Linked DNA regions of Homo sapiens: region 1 is linked to region 2. The links are chromatin contacts, found by Hi-C in ENCODE. All regions are on one chromosome and are shown on one strand. The core of a region is the stretch at or near the end of the contact, and the rest is flanking DNA. Distances in the headings are between cores, read along the strand shown. Region 1 holds the start of FZD1 (frizzled class receptor 1). Region 2 holds the start of CFAP69 (cilia and flagella associated protein 69).

The links. Hi-C counts contacts between places; a loop is a spot of excess contacts on that map. Pooled maps may share reads with other maps.
Region 1: a map of ascending aorta shows a loop between it and region 2 (2.9-fold over the local background). The contact joins the promoter of FZD1 here to the promoter of CFAP69 in region 2. A Hi-C loop is called at or near these places in 1 of 168 maps with a recorded cell type or tissue (ascending aorta), 2 of 37 single-sample maps with no recorded cell type and 7 of 50 pooled maps.

The regions. Positions count from the first base shown.
Region 1 is chr7:91,260,138-91,265,890 of GRCh38, forward strand. FZD1 (frizzled class receptor 1) reads left to right here and starts at 4,296. Exons shown (of 1, transcript NM_003505.2): 1 at 4,296-5,753. The coding sequence starts at 4,744. RefSeq lists an enhancer at 4,081-4,260 and silencers at 4,381-4,890, 4,981-5,040.
Region 2 is chr7:90,242,474-90,248,654 of GRCh38, forward strand. CFAP69 (cilia and flagella associated protein 69) reads left to right here and starts at 2,701. Exons shown (of 23, transcript NM_001039706.3): 1 at 2,701-3,071. The coding sequence starts at 2,952. It overlaps LOC107986819 (a long non-coding RNA gene), which reads right to left and starts at 2,658. Exons shown (of 2, transcript XR_007060423.1): 1 at 2,604-2,658; 2 at 1-1,606. It also overlaps a transcript of STEAP2 not described here. RefSeq lists an enhancer at 3,566-4,078.

The DNA of each region.
Region 1 (5,753 bases), core at 3,046-5,545, 1.0 Mb after region 2:
GAAGATATTGTATTTCACAGAACACAGTTTGGAAAATGCTGGTCTAACTCATTAGTGAATCCCAGCATTTAAGCCCCTAGCATATATATCCTGGTATAGAAAACTATGTTAAATACCGAGCAATCATCTGGTGTGCTCCCAGAAACCACATTTTCTTCTACAATTTTTTCAGTGGACATGATCACATAATGTTACTAACTGGAAGTCCATGGACCTTGGTCAGACACAAGCCCCACTCTGGCACTTACTGGCTATGGGATCTTGTACAAATTACTTAATTGTTTTGAGCCTTCAATTCTTCATCAATCAAAAGGAGATAACATAGGGAGGCTGAGTGGGAGGACAGCCTGAGCCCAGGAGTTTGAGACCAGCCTGGGCAACACAGCAAAACCCTGTCTCCACAAAAAATTAAAAAATTAGATGGGCATGATGGTGCATACCTGTAGTCCCAGCTACTAGTGAAGCTAAAGTGGGAAGACTGCTCAAGCCCAGGAGTTTGAGGCTGCAGCGAACTATGATCCTATGATCATGCCAGCTTGGGAGACAGAATGGGACCCTGTCTCTAAAAAAAAAGAAAAAGAAAAAAAAAGGGATAAGATAATTAGTACCTTCCTCAAAGTTTAAGCAACACAACGTATGGATACATCGTGCAAAATAACACCAAGTATACACAGTAGGTGTTCAAAAATATAGTCTTAACCTGTGTTAATCTCTATTCTTCAACAAAGACAATTCAAGTCAGCCACTCACAAGCCAGCAAAAAAGCAACTCACCTAAAAGCTTAAGATCCTTCAGGTTGGGTTGCACATGGAGCGTTCACCTAACTGCCTGTGTGTCTGTGTACACTCAACTATATGTAATTGGAACTGGATCTCCATCCCTGCTAATTATCCACATTCAACCTGACATAAGCAGTCTGGAGAAACTTCAGAAGATTTGGGAAAGGCCTGATAAAACAAGATCTTTGATATGAGAAAACTTGACTGAGTCTGATGCTTGACAAAGCAGTATCAAGGAAGAATTGGGTTATGTTTATAGTTTTGACCTAACTGAAATATTTTTATTACCAAGTTCATAATAGTTCATACTTACTTAGTAATTTTGATCTGTGGATCTCAAACTTTTCCACATCTTGAGAAAATATTACATTTTATATTCTGTTAAAATACACTGCTCATATTTGTCTTCTAATATTTTGTTACCCATTGCCTTCATTACCTCCCCCAACAGACCTCCTTTCATGACCCTGGTTATTACTGACTAAAACTCGGAATTGTTTCTGATTTTAGTACCTTCCTCTGTATTACATAGTTTTGATAAATTAAATATTGTATTTGTATAATAAATGAAAATCAAGTTTGTTGGTTTTTTTTAACTTTGAAAGACAACTCTCAGAAAATGATTTTTTAAAAATGTTATAAGGTCTTTTATTTACACATTCTATTGAGGGAGAACTTCCACAGAAAACTAACTTTTAAAAAAAGATAAAAAGAACTATAGCTACTTAAAATAACATACAAGGATTAAAATAAGCTTCTAATGAAATTCAAGCCAAATAGGGCCATTTAAAGTGAGGCACATCCCTTAATATTTCTGGATCCAATATTCTTAATTGTAGATTGCAGAAAATTAACTCATTTCTCGATGACATTTTTGGTTGCTTCCAGTTTCATAATCTGGTAAGAATGACATTTTTTCTCTCTCTCTCTCTAACTCTAGCTGTACTTCTGAGCCTCCTCGTAGTAAACTTCACTGTCAGGTGAAACATAAAACAAGTTCAAGAATTTCAGTAGAACAACTTTTGAAGCAAGAGAGTGTCTTCTACTCTGAGAAACAGAACTGAGTGCTCTGCCATATCTCTGTGCCCCAACCCCTTAGGGGAGAAGGAGAAGGATTTGGAGTGATGGTAGGGATGGATGGATGTTTAACACGTGATGCTTCTTGGTAATTAACACATCAGAATAAATTCACTTTTCACTCAGCCTAGTCAGCTCGAATGACTTGAGAGAATAGAACACAGGACAGGTTAAATCTTTCCAAGACAGGAGTGATAGGAGAGAGATGGCTTGATAAAGTTCCTAAACATGGGATACTATCAGCAGAGGAATGAGCATCAGAGTGGAAAGGCTAGAGAAAAAGTGTCCCTGGGAGCCTGGGGGCCAGGATGCTAGAGTGAAAATGAACACTTATTGAACGGTTCAAAGGACTTCAGAGAGCTGTGCTTCCCAACCTCCTTTTCAATATCAAAATGTGTCATAAATTACAGTCAACACACGTACACATGCTCACATAATTGTGCATTTAGTACCTGTTGCTTTAAAAAAATGCTAGCAATCAAATACTTTAAAGCAAAAATGCATTTTATGAAGGTACTGCTTATATAAACATTTGAAAAACAATAACATATGTATCTGAGACAAACAGATGTCATTTTGCTTTAGCAGGTAAAGATATGACTGCACCTTCTTTATAGACACCAACATGCTGGGTAGTGAAATTCTCAGAGACTTGTTAGCATGTAGTACAAGTAACACCCATCTAAGTAGTAACCTTTATGTGTAGATGAATGTTAAAGCTTCCTAATGACAGCCTGCCTCAGGTGCCCTCTTTCAGTCACCCTGGAATCACTCCCTGCTTATGTGGGGAAAGTGACCTTCAATAGTTTTCTATTTTCTGTATAATTTGGCCCAAACGTTTTAGTCTGGATTAAAACCTTTTCTCCTGCCTCCCCTCAAAGTGCCTCAGCTACACTCACCTCTCTGGCCCCCTTCAGCAATTCAAGTGAATTTGAGCTTTAATCTTTTGCACCTTGCACCTACCTCTCCGTCAGAACCCCATTTCATCTGAGCTGGTTGCTTTCTATGTGCCTTTTTGGCTTTGGGATGGACACTGTAACAAGTGATTTGCATTTCTGTGCCTCACTGTACTATGCCCCTCTCTAAGGCTGGCACAGGTCTCCTTCATTTTATACTCTACGACCTAAGAGTGCTTATAGCACAATGGGTGGTTGGTATCTATTAAACAAATGAATGTGTAAATGAATGATAGAAAGTAATTGGTGAAAAGTACGCTGAGATAGAGTCTGATCACAGGCAAAAAAAAAAAAAAAATGGAAGAATTAATAGTCCAATGGCACTTTTCTTATAAAACTGAATTACATAGTCAAACCATCATTTAAAATAATCTTACAAGGAAAACAACATTAATGTGCGTCTGTTGAGACGGATTATGCTGTTTTGGAATTAGGAAGAGAATGTGCAGTTCGCTGTTTGCTTTCAGACTGTTTGTTTGTTTTGTTTATTAAACTGGCGTCTCCAGCTCTGCAGCCCAGCCTGTGGAACCTAAATGGCCCAGGTCCCAGGAGTTCCCATCGGAGCCGTGGGCGTCCCCAGGGTTTAGAAAGGCTCCCCAGGGGCCCAAGCTGCCGGCGAGTGCAGCTCCCGCCGGCGCCACCTCTGCGGTCTGGAGCGGCGAGGACGATCCCAGAGAGGCGCCCCCACTGCCTCGGTCGTCGGGTTCTTAAGTTTTTCTCTCCAAAAATTTAATGGATAGTTTTCTTTTGCTTCTGTTTCTGACTTGATTAAAGAGGCGGAAAAAAAGGAGTTTGACTCCAAGAAGAATGATAGTAGCAGAAGGCGCATCTGGCTTTACTTTCCAAATTCCATCAAAGTTTGTGTTTTGTTTCATTTGACAGCGATCCCGTGAACGTCTCCTCTGGGGAAATGGCGCGACCAAAGCCCGCCAAGCCCAGCCTGCGAACTGGAGGATTTATTAATGTAATATGTTAAACAAAACCTCGACAGACACAAACTCAAAGGAAACCGTGCGCTCCTTAAGTCAAAGGCATCTGTTCTGGAAGCAGAACCCGGTTTGCTGTTGGTAACCAGCGTTAAGAGCAGGATTTTTAAACATGATAATGGATAAAATAAAAGAAAAGCGAAGTCCCGCGGTCCTCTGACTCCTATTCATTATCTCCAGCAGCATATGGGACCATTCTCCTACGTATCCTCGCCTTTTTCTTCTGAAAAAGCAAAAGCAACCAAGCCTGTCCCGCTTCAGAGCAATCCTACTCTTTGTGCCTGAGTAGTGCCACCACCACTACTTCCTCCTCCTCCCGCCTCCTCCTACCCCGCCCTCCTGCCGCTGGCTTTCGCTCTGGCGAGGAGGCGGCCGGCTCCCTTTGCGCCGGGAAGCCGGAGCCGCGATTGGGCGACGGTCCCTGAGCCTCCAGTTCTGCGTCGGTTTCAAGGCTCCTCCCTCCTGGTGAAAGACAGACTACGGGGCGCCTGGAAACCGGTCCGAGGGCGCGCGAGGCAGAGGAGAGGGAGCGAGTTGAGGGATTGACACAAATGGTCAGGCGGCGGCGGCGGAGAAGGAGGCGGAGGCGCAGGGGGGAGCCGAGCCCGCTGGGCTGCGGAGAGTTGCGCTCTCTACGGGGCCGCGGCCACTAGCGCGGCGCCGCCAGCCGGGAGCCAGCGAGCCGAGGGCCAGGAAGGCGGGACACGACCCCGGCGCGCCCTAGCCACCCGGGTTCTCCCCGCCGCCCGCGCTTCATGAATCGCAAGTTTCCGCGGCGGCGGCGGCTGCGGTACGCAGAACAGGAGCCGGGGGAGCGGGCCGAAAGCGGCTTGGGCTCGACGGAGGGCACCCGCGCAGAGGTCTCCCTGGCCGCAGGGGGAGCCGCCGCCGGCCGTGCCCCTGGCAGCCCCAGCGGAGCGGCGCCAAGAGAGGAGCCGAGAAAGTATGGCTGAGGAGGAGGCGCCTAAGAAGTCCCGGGCCGCCGGCGGTGGCGCGAGCTGGGAACTTTGTGCCGGGGCGCTCTCGGCCCGGCTGGCGGAGGAGGGCAGCGGGGACGCCGGTGGCCGCCGCCGCCCGCCAGTTGACCCCCGGCGATTGGCGCGCCAGCTGCTGCTGCTGCTTTGGCTGCTGGAGGCTCCGCTGCTGCTGGGGGTCCGGGCCCAGGCGGCGGGCCAGGGGCCAGGCCAGGGGCCCGGGCCGGGGCAGCAACCGCCGCCGCCGCCTCAGCAGCAACAGAGCGGGCAGCAGTACAACGGCGAGCGGGGCATCTCCGTCCCGGACCACGGCTATTGCCAGCCCATCTCCATCCCGCTGTGCACGGACATCGCGTACAACCAGACCATCATGCCCAACCTGCTGGGCCACACGAACCAGGAGGACGCGGGCCTGGAGGTGCACCAGTTCTACCCTCTAGTGAAAGTGCAGTGTTCCGCTGAGCTCAAGTTCTTCCTGTGCTCCATGTACGCGCCCGTGTGCACCGTGCTAGAGCAGGCGCTGCCGCCCTGCCGCTCCCTGTGCGAGCGCGCGCGCCAGGGCTGCGAGGCGCTCATGAACAAGTTCGGCTTCCAGTGGCCAGACACGCTCAAGTGTGAGAAGTTCCCGGTGCACGGCGCCGGCGAGCTGTGCGTGGGCCAGAACACGTCCGACAAGGGCACCCCGACGCCCTCGCTGCTTCCAGAGTTCTGGACCAGCAACCCTCAGCACGGCGGCGGAGGGCACCGTGGCGGCTTCCCGGGGGGCGCCGGCGCGTCGGAGCGAGGCAAGTTCTCCTGCCCGCGCGCCCTCAAGGTGCCCTCCTACCTCAACTACCACTTCCTGGGGGAGAAGGACTGCGGCGCACCTTGTGAGCCGACCAAGGTGTATGGGCTCATGTACTTCGGGCCCGAGGAGCTGCGCTTCTCGCGCACCTGGATTGGCATTTGGTCAGTGCTGTGCTGCGCCTCCACGCTCTTCAC
Region 2 (6,181 bases), core at 1,451-3,950:
CCCCTCCCTCCTCTTCATCTTTCCTGATCCTGAGATGCTAGGATGACCACACAAAGGATATGCAAATAATCCAATTGTCAGCTCTCTGCCACCATCTTGGTTTGGGGTGCCATTCCACAGGATTCCATTGTATTCATCCAAGTAGTTTCAGTCTCCTTTCGATGTGGTTTACTTGGACTGTGTAACAGCAATTTAAGTCATATGAATAAAACACTTAACATGCTTTGCACTTTCCCTAGGTGGAAGCAACCTTAGACCTACTAAACTGCCCTCTAGATGTAATAAGGCCTAAGAATGGTTCTAAAGATATCTATCAGTAGCTAGGCAGCAGAGTGGTGCAGCAGAAGCATGCTGGGCCCATAAAGATACCAATGAGTAGCTGTAGAGATGAAAGAAAAACAAAAAGAATGTGGAAGCCTAGGCAAGGGGGTTGTAAAAAGAGGAGAGGGGTCAACAGTGTAAAATACTACAGACTAGTATAACAGGATGAGAACTGAAAAATGTTAATAGACTTTGACCCCAAGTGTTGGTGATCTCACAGTTTCAGAGGGCTGAGGATGAGAAAAGCGGAAGAATGACTAGAAGTGTGGAAACAGGTGCTAGAAATGCTCACTACTCTCAACAAAACTTGGTCTCTTCGGCTAGGATTTACAATCAAATGCTGCCAGTCCTAATCTAGTGTTACCATTTTTCTTTTAGGGCCAGAAATATTCAACGTCTGAGGCAGAAGGAACCTTCAAAATCACTTATCAACCTCATTCTAGAAATGAGGAGAGAAGCTCTGAGAAGTGAAGTAATATTTATTTTCATTGAATTTATATGTAATTTTAAATTCATAAATTCTATGGAAGATACAAAAATGCACGTTTAAATCTTGAATAATTTTTGAAAGTTTAAAAAACAGATTAAAAGAGTTAGAGTTTTTTAAATTTTCAGTTATGGTGTTTGAGTTATTAAATTATACTGATGATCATCATGAGAAGCTTTCCATTATAGTCTTGACCCTTCTTGTATTATTATTCAGTCTACAATGGATAGGCAACAACATGTCAACTGAAAAATCATAAGATCTATAAATTTAGAAAGGAGACTTTGTTTCTTATAATGAGTTACAACCTGCAGGCTGGCCATTCTGCAGGCTGGGAAGCCCAGGCTCCCACAGAGACAGTCAACAGGCACTTTGAAGGAGGTGGGGTTGGAGCAGAAGCTTTATGCTGAATGAGTTGGCTAAACAGACATATTCAACAGATTGTAAGAAGAGCTGTGAATCTTCACTAAGAGGGGTGCTGAATAAACATGCATGTGACATGCATCCCATGCTCACTGTGGAGTGGAAACTTAACATTTAAATGCATTACAGTCCCTATACATCAAAAGGAGAAGCAGAGACATGAATGTACTAGTGCTCAGTCTCTGTAAACCTGCCAGAACCAGTCCATAGTGGGTGGTCTTTTATCAGGGGAAAGTTACTGAATCGGTCCCTTGTCCAATCAAACCTGCAGTTATGACTTGTGGAACAGGAGGGTCTTGTTAGTCAACATCTGGCCATGGATGAGCTGCAATTATTTCAATATTGCTTATGTCGAGGGCAGTTCTTATTTAACAGCTAGAGAAAAATAAAAACATTGCAGCAGTTAAAACAAAGGTTATTCTTTAAGTGTAGGTGTGAGTGACTTAACTCTTGCCTGGCATGGCCTTAGGTCTTGCTTATAATTTGTTATTGCCACAGAGTCCATTCTGTTAGCCTTCTGATCTCCATTTTAACATTAATGCTGGTCAGTTGTTGAGTCTAAGCCCTCAAAGGGAGGGGGAGCCGAGCTTGGTGGCATGTGCACCTGTACTCCCAGCTATTCCCGAGGCTGAAGCGGGAGGATCGTTTGAGCCAGAGGTTGGAGGTTGCAGAGCTACGATCCTGCCACTGCACTCCAGCCTGGGGGACACAGTGAGACCCTGTCTCAAAAAACCAGGGGTGAGGGGGACGTGAAAAGGGAGGAGGTAGGGGGGTATAGCGAGGCGTGTCCGTCCTTCCGTCCCGTCAGGGCGAGGAATTCAGCTTTTAAGGTTTATCGGGGGTCCTCTTGGCCAAAAGGGGGTCCGTTCAGTCGGTTGTGGGGCTTAGGATTTAATTTTTAGTTCTCAAACAGTAATAAAGATAATGATAATCTTGACCATACGGGATGCTGTGCCAAGCACCACTTAACAAACACTGTCATCTCATTCAATCCTCACAACAGTCCTATTTTACAGATGAGAAAAGTGAGACTTCAAGGGATAACTCGCTCTAGATTCAATAAACTGACTCAAAAGCCTTTTAACATTCTGTACAATACCTTTTATGTTTGTTTATTTAACTGTCCAGTTGGGCCACTAAAGTACAGATAAAAGCTGGGGAATGTAAGCGAGACTGGTCACTTCCCTGGGGTGAGAGAAACGCTTTCAACACTATCCGTCCATCGTATCACGCCTAACGTATCCCATAGACATCCCTCACCCCTCCACCCACTCATGCCTGTTTGAAGCAAGACTATGAAGACCGAAACACACCGGGAGCCTAAGGCACCACTCCCCGCTACCTACCGAGGTGCATCCTGCAGGCTCCTTACCGCAAGCCTGCAAACTCGCCCTGCCGGGCGCGGAGTGCAATTAGGCTTTGGGGTGGTTTGGCTCTCCGGCTTTCCGTAGCCTCTGGCCCCGCCCCCTAGCAACGCGCTGGCTTGTGTTAACAACCGGCCCGGGATCAGAGGTCTGGGTCAACTGGGGGGCGGCAGCGGCGCTAAGCGGACTGTATGGCGGTGGCCTAGGCCCCTGGCGGAATTTTGGGACCTTTCGCGACTCTAGCGACTCTCAGGCTGCCTTCCCTTCTCGGTGGCGGGGCCTCTTTGGGCCCAGCGGCTGCGGGCGCACTGTAGGACAGGAAGATCCCCCCACTCTCCACCCCGCCGCCACCGGCCATGTGGACAGAGGAAGCCGGGGCGACCGCCGAGGCCCAGGAATCCGGCATCAGGAACAAGTCTAGCAGTTCCAGTCAAATCCCGGTGGTTGGGGTGGTGACGGAGGACGATGAGGCGCAGGTATGAGCAGGTGTCTGTGCTTTCAGAGGTGGAGGGGGTGGGAGTGAAGTCTCGAGACGGGGTCCAGACCTGGGGGTGGCAAGGGTGGAACTGGGGACAGGAGTGAAGATGGGGGAAGCCGCGGGATGGAGATTCCAAGCGCAGAGCTAATCCTGATCCCCCACCCCCTGCGAACTGCACCGGTTGCGAGGGGCTGGCTGTTGTCAACCATCCTGTCTGGGGACCAGCGCTGTGTGGTCCTCCTGGAGGGTCCTAGCAAACTGAGTAGGCGGGGTTTTGCCGCGCTTCTTCGAAAAGTGGTCATAGAGCTACAGGGAGGAAAGGAATCATTCTTAGCAAAATCTTGATTTGATGACCTGATCAGTTTGAACTGAACTTTTTAATACGTAGATCCCTGTTACCGAGTGATGTTCTTGATATAGATGTAAATTTTCCCATGCTTAAATTTGCTGCGACTAAAGCCTGCACCCAGAGGGGAGGAAAACGCTGTTAAATTAGAAATTAAGCATTTTTAAAATATGAAATTGGAAGCTGGTTGTTACACGTTGGGTCGGAGAGAACCGGGAGAGAATAGAGTTGATTTGTTTTATTATGCTTGTACTGTATTTGGTTTTGGGTTTGCTTTTGTTATGAATACAAAATTCACTCTTGGAAGTTGATCTGTTGAGAAATTCCATTTGAGGCCCTTGGATCTCTATTCGAGGCGGAGGTGTTTAGAAACCCCAAGTTGTTTGTTTCCTACTAGGATTCCATTGATCCCCCAGAGAGCCCTGATCGTGCCTTAAAAGCCGCGAATTCCTGGAGGAACCCTGTCCTGCCTCACACTAATGGTGTGGGGCCACTGTGGGAATTCCTGTTGAGGCTTCTCAAATCTCAGGCTGCGTCAGGAACCCTGTCTCTTGCGTTCACATCCTGGAGCCTTGGAGAGTTCCTTGGGAGTGGTCAGTTGACTGGGGAATAGAGTTGAGCTCTCTGAGGTCTGACATTTACGCAGTAACCTGCGGAGCAACAGCATTTTGCATGAGGAGAAATAGGTGTTAGGGGAATTTGCCTAATCGATTTTGTGGACCTATTCCCCTCTGGGCGGGGAGAATTTTGAGGAACAATAGCTCTCCACTCCCTGGGCTGCAAGAAAGATCAACAATACAGCCATACTCCCAGGCAAGGGGCAAAACTGAAAAGTATGTGAATTTGATAACTGATGGCTCTCAGTCTTCCTTTACTTGCTCCAAGAAAAATTGGGCAACGTTATACAAGGCAAGCAAGCGTGGATTTTTTTTTTTTTTTAGGGAAAAATACTTTTTAAAAGCCATTGCCAAAATAGTCCAAAACATACCAAATGAAACAAGTATACCTGTGTATATGTGTGTGCATTTTCTCCCCATTTTAATTTTCTTTCTTTTCTTTCATTACTACTGCTCTTTCCAGGGCCTAGGATTCTCTTCCAAGAAGAAAGCAATCAATTTGCATTAATTCATGTTTCTGACTTGTTAATTACTAATTCTAAGAGTAGTAACATTTTCGAAGTACTGAGGAAAAAGGTAGTTTCTCCCCAAAGAAATAGAATAGGAACTTTTTATAGCTGGGAGAAATCTTAGTGATCCTCAGCCTTCTTGTTTTTTGCCTGTGGTTGTTTTTACAAATGAGAACCCTAAGTTCATGAGAAGTTAACTGAGTTACTCAGTTTCTTTACTCATAGAATGGGGGTCTAGAGACCCTGGAACGAAAAAATGATAACCTTTTAGGCCTCTGCCTTAGGCCAGTTTAGGAAAGATCCTGGGAACTGTTTCCAGTTCTTTCAAACCACTGCACATTTGCAAACTTCTCTTCTGCCTGTGTGTGCTTCTGAGACAGTATATCCTAGTGGCTAAAGGTGAGAGTATCACAACTACTTCAGTTCATTGTCAGCTTCATCACTTACCAGCTATGTGACCAAAGACCAGTATCTTAACCTTTCTATCAAATGGAGATAATGACAGTACTCATGTCCATTGTAAAGATTAAATTAAATAATATATATAGGCCGGGTGTGGTGGTTCACACCTGTAATCCCAGCACTTTGAGAGGCTGGGGAGGGCAGATCACGAGTTCAGGAGATCAAGACCATCCTGGCCAACATGGTGAAACCCCGTCTCTACTAAAAATACAAAAATTAGGTGGGCATGGTGATGCACGCCTGTAGTCCAGCTACTTGGGAGGCTGAGGCAGGAGAATCACTTGAACATGGGAGGCAGAGGTTGAAGTGAGCCAAGATTGTGCCACTGCACTCCAGCCTGGCGACAGAGTGAGCCTCCGTCTCAAAAAAACAAAACAAAACAAAACAAAAAGAAATAATATATAAGCAAACTTATACAATAATATAGAGAACTTATAGAGAGACCTATATATATAATTGAAAACAAGCAGTTATCAACATCATCATTGTCATTGTCATCATCCTTTATCCAGGGAACTAGAGCTCATAAAGTTATTTGGGCCTTAAAGCTAAGGGATTCTCTAGAATTCTGATTGTTCCCACTGGCTTCCAGGATGTGAGAGTGAGACTGGATGCCCCTGAAATCTTACTTGCTTTAATGCAGATTTCGGTCTGCTCACTTTATCCCTTCAGAGATGTTTCTAAGTTGCAGCTGGATTTCCTAATATAGAAATGCTACTTTGGCTACCTGGGCTTTTGATAGCTGTTTTATATCATTTTCTTTATTACAGACCTAAATTGAACCTTTCAGTTACCCTAACCTTAGTTTTTAGTAATTAAAGAAATAGGCTTGAATATTGCTGCCTAAGGCAGCAGGTAAAATGTACGGGTTATTTTGCTGATTTTTCTGTGTGTATGCTTTACTTCTGCATTAAGTGGTATTTTTTTCCTGCATCTTTCACAAAAATAACTTTGTAAAAGGCAATAGCGCCTATAAATTCTATCTAAGCTACTACAAATGATATTCACAGAGTATTAGATTTTTCTAACTTTAATAACTTTGAAATGTTCTCTGATAGAATTATGGAAAATGTAAATATAGATTATGAGTAAAGTTATTAGTAAATAGGGAAAACAATAGTTTAGGAATCTGGGATTTTGAATTGTTATTTTCATTCCATGTTGTGAACTTCTC